Linked DNA regions of Homo sapiens: region 1 is linked to region 2. Evidence: chromatin contacts called from ENCODE Hi-C data. All regions are on one chromosome and are shown on one strand. The core of a region is the stretch at or near the end of the contact, and the rest is flanking DNA. Distances in the headings are between cores, read along the strand shown. Region 1 overlaps NME7 (NME/NM23 family member 7). Region 2 has its middle 60 kb from the start of XCL1.

Evidence for each region. Hi-C counts contacts between places; a loop is a spot of excess contacts on that map. Pooled maps may share reads with other maps.
Region 1: a map of GM12878 shows a loop between it and region 2 (3-fold over the local background). The contact joins two enhancer-like sites. A Hi-C loop is called at or near these places in 1 of 168 maps with a recorded cell type or tissue (GM12878), 5 of 37 single-sample maps with no recorded cell type and 4 of 50 pooled maps.

What each region holds. Positions count from the first base shown.
Region 1 is chr1:169,159,504-169,163,551 of GRCh38, forward strand. All of the region lies in intron 11 of NME7 (NME/NM23 family member 7), which reads right to left. Among named protein-coding and RNA genes, the nearest start is that of ATP1B1, 55 kb to the left of the region's middle. RefSeq lists an enhancer at 2,282-2,541. Within about 2 kb of position 1,913, at least 4 of the 41 ENCODE cell types and tissues checked have a DNase peak (open chromatin) inside an H3K27ac peak, as active enhancers do.
Region 2 is chr1:168,634,315-168,637,929 of GRCh38, forward strand. No RefSeq gene overlaps it. Among named protein-coding and RNA genes, the nearest start is that of XCL1, 60 kb to the left of the region's middle. Within about 2 kb of position 2,042, at least 7 of the 41 ENCODE cell types and tissues checked have a DNase peak (open chromatin) inside an H3K27ac peak, as active enhancers do.

The DNA of each region.
Region 1 (4,048 bases), core at 663-3,162, 530 kb after region 2:
TTCACCTCTTTTCTCCGATCCTGCTATTCTCACATGGCTCTGAGATTCTTCTTCCCTTCCCCAATCTCTAACTATTCCTATTGCTTTCTGCAGAACTTCAGTGCCATTGTAAACTCCCTTGAAACTTGAATCTCTTCATAGGCCTCTTAGCCTTAAATGAAACTTGGATATCCCCTAAGGGCATCAATTCCTTGGAGTCCGCAGGATAAGAATCTCTGGCCAGGAGGGTAGGAGTAGTTCTATCCTTTGTCCCAGTGCTACTTTAAGACCTCCTCCCCTTATATATGAACTCCTGACTTTTTGAGGCTTATGCCATCTGGCTAGATCTTTTCTCCTTGTTGCTGTCACACCTTTGGTTCACAAACTTCCCTAGTTTGTGAAAGACTTCAGAATTTGAGTCACCATTTTCTTCTCCACCCTACCTCCTAACCATGATCCTAGGTGATTTCAATGCCACTCAACATGAAAGCTTCTCTCAGTTCCTAGACTTACATATCTCTAGTGACTGATACTGATCTCCACTCCACACTGGCTACCTCCTTCCATGGCCACACCCTGAATCATATCATCCATTACCATGGAAAGCTCCACTTCTGAAGTGTACAGTGACACAGCTCTTTCCCTGTTATTCCTGGGGTCTCTGTAGGTACCTTAGAAAAGCATTCGGTCCCTTGGCCCATCTACTTTATCCCTTTCTTCAAGCACCTCCTGCCATCACATCTTTCCTTGTTTATAACTTCAACTATAGTTGCTAACATCCTCAATTATCTTTCCTCATCGTACCCTCCTGTAAAAACCTCACCCCTGGGCCAAACTGTTCACCAGAAAATAATAACACCATAATACATGTAATCTCCTAAATCAACTGAATTGTAAATACAACCCATAAATATATATTCTGTCATCAGCACTTTCTCCATGGCCACTTCAAACTTTGTCTACTATCTCTTATTCAAGACTCCTGGTACTAGATGTTTTGGAATTTACAATAATAATCTGGAATATATAGTATATATTATATAATACTCCAAGGGGTCTGGGAAGTCACTCATCATCAAATACATTAATATTTTTACAGCAGTGTGAAGAGTCACACTAAATAGGTTAAATAAAAATGATATACATTAAATGTTTTGTCAAGCTACTGAAACAAAACTGTTTAATGATACACAACTTGATATAAGACAGGTTAGGTTTTACCATTAAACTTATGAAAAAACTTTGGTTTTCAGACATTTTTAGATTATTAGATTTTGGTAACACAGATAAAGATGGTACTATCACGTTTGCTTGGGGATAGGCATTAATCTGGATTCATTCCCACAGGCTACCTTTCACATCCAATTAGTCTCTGAGGCTTTCTGTTCTACCCCACTAAATGTCTTTTGAAGCTCACTGCTTCTGGCTATCCCTTCTGCCATAGCAATTCAGGAAACCAGAATTTTCTCCTGAATTACTTAATAGACTTCTACCTAGTCTCTGTCCCCCTAGACTCCACCCACTTGTTTCCCTGCCTGACCCCAGGGCCCTTTCATCTGTTCTCTATACTGCAGCCAGAGTGACCTCTATAACACAGGTATCATTGTGCTATTCCCCTGAGTAAAACATTTATTTGGATCCCTAATGGCCTCAAGATGAAGTTCAGTTGTCTTAATATGACTTTACGAGGCCCCTGCTGATGTTTCCAGCTTTATCTCTTGCCATTTTCTACCTCCTGGTCAAAGCCCCAGTCTTACTGCACTATTTTTAGATCTCTAAGAGAAAGCTGTTTGCTTTTGTATTTGTACAAGTTGTTCCCTCTTTGACAATGTACTACTAAAAATCACAACTCTTCTTCTTTCAAGATAGAAGCTAAAACTAAAGATAAATTATGAGTGTCAGTATGTGCAGAGGCCTGCGTTAATCACGGCCAAGAAATTGGGGCCTGTCCAATCATCTTAGTCACCATGCACCTATGTTTATTTCTGATTAATCCTTGATTCACTATTTTTTCCCCCAGAGTGTACCAGAATAAGAATCCATGCAGAAGTAATTATGTATCCAAATTCAGATTTGATCAACTACTTATGAAACTGACTTTGCAAAGATTATGACAGTGAGAGGAGTCTAGCATAGCTGACTCCATCTTGCTTCTGGCCTCACAGACTGGCTGTCTTCACTCATTCCTGGGTGTCAGCCAAGCTCACCATGAGAGGAACTTAGTCTATAGTTTAACCTGAAAACAAGAACTAACCCCTTCCTGGCTAGGGAACTGAAAACTGTCTTTGTAAAACTAATGAAAAGCCACAATATTAATATTATGGGAGGGGCCTGAATGCTGCTAAAATGTAGACCTAGGTTCTATAATGCTTTACTGCTCAGGGGTCATGTGGTCCAGAGGTCACAAGATTTGTGATCTCCCCAATTGATCCCATAGGTAACATCACTATCGTAAAACCTAAGATTGGTCTTTTGAGATGTTTTTTTTAGATATGCATTCCGGCAACCGATGGACCTCACCTTGACCCTGACTTATGACTCAACTGATCCTGTGGCCCCACCCAGAGGTAGACTCAGCACAAGAGGACCGTTTTCTACATCTCTATGATTTCATCCCCAGTCAGTCAGCAGTACACACTTCCTAGCCCTTGCCCACCAAATTGTCCATAAAAACCTTAACCTTTGATCCTTTGGGGAGACTGATTTGAGTAATAATTCCATCTCTTATGTGGGCGGCCTCTTGTCAATTAAAATGGTAACTTCAATACCACAGTCTTGGTGAACTGATTTTCTCTGTGCAGGGGGCAGGAAGAACCCGTTGGGCAATTAAACTTATACATACAATTAAATATTTTATATGCTTCTTAAAATTTTATAATCACAAAAGTGGTATCACCAAGTTACAGAACATTTAGAAAAAAAAAAACAGGAAAGACCTATGTTTTCATCATCCTATAAAATATTTGCTATACATAACTGTCTCCTGAAAGGTAAGCTCTGTGAAGATAAGAGCCACATGTATTCTGTTTACTGCTGTGTTCTCAGTGAAGTGTTTTAATGTTTAAAAAATATAAATACAGGCCAGGCATGGTGACTCTCACCTATAATCCCAAAACGGTGGGAGGCTAAGGCTGGAGAATTGCTCAAATCCAGGAGTTCAAGACCAGCCTGGGCAACACGATGAGACCCCATCTTTACAAAAAAAAAATTATTTGGGCATGGTCACACAGCCTATAGTCCTAGCCTCTCAGGAGGCTGAGGCAGGAGGATTGCTTGAGCCCAGGAGGTGAAAGCTGCAGTGAGCCATGATCACGACATTGCAATCCAGCCCAGGAGACAGGGTGAGACCTTGTCTCAAAATAATAATAATAATAAAAGTACCTAAATGAATGATTGACCTATCATTTTGGTATACAGAATTAAAATTTGAACATACTTGAATTTTCTACCATATACCCATTCAGCAACATTGAGGTTCTCAATTTTAGTACATGCAAAGTTTTGGTTGTTCCCGTAAGAGAAAATCAGAAAAAGAAGGTCCTTGGAAAAGACCACATGTTTAAAGGTAAAGTGAAAGGCAAAGAAGTAGATATTATTTTCCCCACATAACAATGATTCCCAAAGATGTTTTTCAACGAATCCTGGGGAAAGATGAAGGAAGCAAGGAGAAAGTAAAACTGCCTCTCACAAGTATCACTGGTGACATGAGATGACAACTAACACTGAAGTGGAGAAGAGGGGAGGCGTACACGAGGTTGAGTCATAACATCACAAAGGCATCATTCATTTTCATAGACAAGGGGGAGCCAACAAATGACATCTCGTATGAGTAACGTATGCCATACAGCAAAATAAATTTGCCAGTATCTTGTTAGAACTGTAGGTGGAAGCCATCTAGAAAAATTTCTGATGAGCAAAGGGATAAATGGATCAATTAAATTAGAATCTCTACTTGTTATCTTTAAAGGTGTTAAGGTCATGAAAGTCAAGGAAAAATTCAGAAACTGATCCAGATTGAAAGAGACTAAGGAGAAAACTAAATGCAATGCATGGTCCTGACCTGGATCCT
Region 2 (3,615 bases), core at 792-3,291:
AAAGGATAATCTTTATAACAAATGGTGTGAAAACAATTGATATCCATGTGCAGAAAAGACCTCAAATCTTACCTCATATCTTGCATAAAAATTAACTTGATATGGATCATCATAAACATAAACATAAGAGTGAAAATTGCAAAACTTTTAGAAGAAAAATTAGAAAAAAATCTCAGTGACCTTGGGTTAGGCCAAGGAGGCTGGAGCCCAGTCAGTGAAGGAGTGAGGAACCAGTTACGATGGGGAAGTGGACAGGGCTGATCGTGTTCAGGTTTGTTTCATTTGTCAAGAATGTTTTATAAAGTGGTTGAATACCTCTAGAAAGAGGTACATGGTGTTTGGCTGTCTCTTGATTTATGTTTTAAAATGGTCATCTTGGCTGTCATTTGGAGAATGGTTCCCAGTGAGGGCCAAGTGTAAAGAGGGGGTTCGATAAGGAGGATTGACACTGTTACATGGCTGAGATGAGAGCTATTGGGGCCTTGTATCAGTGTGATATCAGTAGAGATGGAAAGAAGTGAACAGATGGAGGATATTTGCCTATCACTTTATGGTTTGCAAAAGACTTTCAGATACTTTATCTCTTTTGGTTTTACAACAATCCTTGCGAGGTAGTAAAGATATAATTCTCATTTTGCAAGTAAGGGAATTAGCCTCTGAAAATGTAGATTTGTTTCTATCCATACAGCTAGTAAATGGAAGGGCTGTGTGGGGAAACTCAGTCTTCTTGATACAGTAGAGATGTTGCTTATTCCCTACCAAATTCCCTCCCCTGGAGCCAGAAGAAATCCCACACATGAGCATCATCGCCATAGCTAAATACAGTCACACTTTTTGGCTCTTTTCTGCTATAGCTCTATTTTGGGTTAATTTACCTCGTACTGACTCTCAAACAGTTTAACAGCTATTTCAGGCATCTATTTCTGCTCAAAGATGCACTGCTCCTATTTTTGTAAGCCAGATGATGCAGAGAATAGGTAATGCGATAGGAAAATTTTGCCCCTCATAAATCACTGACTCACATCATAACAAGATTACCAGAGATCCAAATATGTACTGTCTAATGACATCTGTAAAGATGACAGCACATGATTATATTCCTCTTTGATGTTTTAATAGTATTTACACAAAATAAAGACTATTTATAAAAAAGATACAATATTTGATATTTTACAGATATTATCTCCACTATTTTTTGCAATAATGCTGATAGGCTCAAGGACGTTAATTATCCCAAATACTTAGAAAGTGCTTTGTTTCAATGTTTGAATTCAAGTCTCTAAGGCCAAAGGCCAAGTTCTTTCCACCATGATACTGTTTATTAGAAGAAAGAGTAAAACCATTATGTACTTTCCTTCTTGGCATTTAGTATTTCCATCCCAGCCAGCACCAGCAGTGGGAAGCAGGCACGATTTCCCATAATTGAATACTTTAGTAAAGAATTTACAACTCAGAAGCACCACAAAATACAGTTCTTAGACTTTCTTCTAGATCATACCTACAATAAGAATCTTTGATCTTCTGCAGGCGTGACACTTGTTTATTATTTTATTTTACATGACTCCAGCACTCCTTCTCTCTACAAATACTACATGAACAACCCTGCTATTCAGCATAAGTGAATTAAAATGAAATTTTCCCATTTGTTCTTTTTAGGGATTTTTGCAAATGCTCTGGAAATTTGCAAGACCAGTGATTTGTTGACATCAGATCTATAGCCGGTAGCATTGTCAGCTGACAGCTTTCCAAAGAAGATAGGAAGTAATCAGTGCAACCTTTGTGGAAATTTGTTTAATAAAAACCCAGAGCAACATTGAATCTATATTCAACAAGAAAGATCTAAGTCTTAATATTCATATTGAGAAACTGGTTTGGAATGTTGATAAGATAAGTTGAATATAAATTATTACCAAACATAAACCTCTTTGGGGGATTTTGCTTATTTTCATTATCAAATAATGGCAATCAGTTTAGTTTTGCTGGTCAGTGACTAACCCTAAACCTCTTAACCTAGCTGGGAATAGGATGTCAAGCTTTGGTAGTGAGAGCTAGATGGCACTATGGTGTAATTCTGTGGGGTGCCCAATTATGAAGAGTTTGTCTGATTGTGATGATAGAGGTTTCTGGAATAAGAAATTCTGCTCTTTTTTGCTCGTGTCTTCTCTAACTGCACTTCTCTAAGTGCAATATAGTACAACATAGGAAGGCTAGGAAGAAGTTTCTGGTGTAGGAAGGCTGAAGATGAGCATTGTCTTCTGTCTTGCTCATTCACTCCTGCTCTTGATTTCTTTCTGATAAGCTGTGTGTGACATGCACAGATACACACACACACACATAAACACACACACACCCTTGTTGAGACTTTTTCTTTAAAAATCAATTAGGAGTATTTCAGACAAAAGATGATTTACACTCCTTCTAACCCATGTCCCTGATTCAGCAGTTTTTCCCTCTGGTGACACAGGTGCTATTTATAGGTCATACACGAGCTGAGGCCAGAGCCTACTATGTGAACAGCTTGTACTGTGGCAAGAAGGACAATGATTGTGAAAGCTAATCATATGAATTGGGGCATTCTTGTTATACCCTACTAAAACAGGGTGGAGAAGCCAGGGGGAGAAAACATTCCAAGCACATGACATTGATCTAAGAATGTAATTCTCTGCAAGCCTAGTTGCTGAAATTTCCTGCTGAAACCTGATTTATCTAAGAGCTGCTGAAACAACCCCTTGTGTTTTACCTACTGCCTTCAGTCACCAACCAAATCCTGCCAACTCTCCCAGACCTTACTAGTGCCAGTGAGCTTTTGCGAAGGACAATATGTAACGTTTCCTTTTTTAAAAAATAAAACCCCTAACCTCTTTGTTTTTGGGACATGCTAAAGACAGTCTGCATGTATGGCCTGAATTACCATTGTTTCCTCCCCACGAAATGGCTTAATTTCAGAGATTCATCTCTATGCTTTATTTGACTTTGACAGTACTTTAGAATTGGAAGAAGACATTAGCAGTTTCTCAGTTCAACTTCCCACTACCGGATGTTTGAAGTTCATCTCCTTAATTTTGAAAAACATTTGATTTCCTGATATTTGAGTCTATTTGCAGAAGTTTAGGAAGGCTAGGAAGAAGTTTCTGGTGTAGGAAGGCTGAAGATGTCGGCCATGACTGTGCAGTCTCCTATGATAGAGCAAGACAGGATGAAACTGAAGGGCCAGGAGATTAACAAAATGGTACCTTCTAAGTGTGTGCTGCTATGTTACATGGCATCCTGTAGGGGGAGCTAAGCCATTCAACAGCTTTAGCTGTAGCATTTAAGGCAATGATATCTTTTGCGTCTCACAACTCCTCTTTCTTTACCCTCCCTCCGTAGCTTTCCAGCTGCCAGAAATGTTATAAATACGTCATCTGCCCTCGATACAAGAAGAACAGACTATTCAGAGCACAGGAAAGAGAAAGACCATGATGGAAGAGATGATTGTGTGAGGGCCTCTAGGAAAATTTCCCTTCCCTCATATTTCCCCTTCAACCTGTCTGAGGATCATAGACACCCATTCTCAGAGATAAAGTGTATTTCTGAATTGAGGCTAGTTTTACTCCATAGGAACTTGTCAAAATG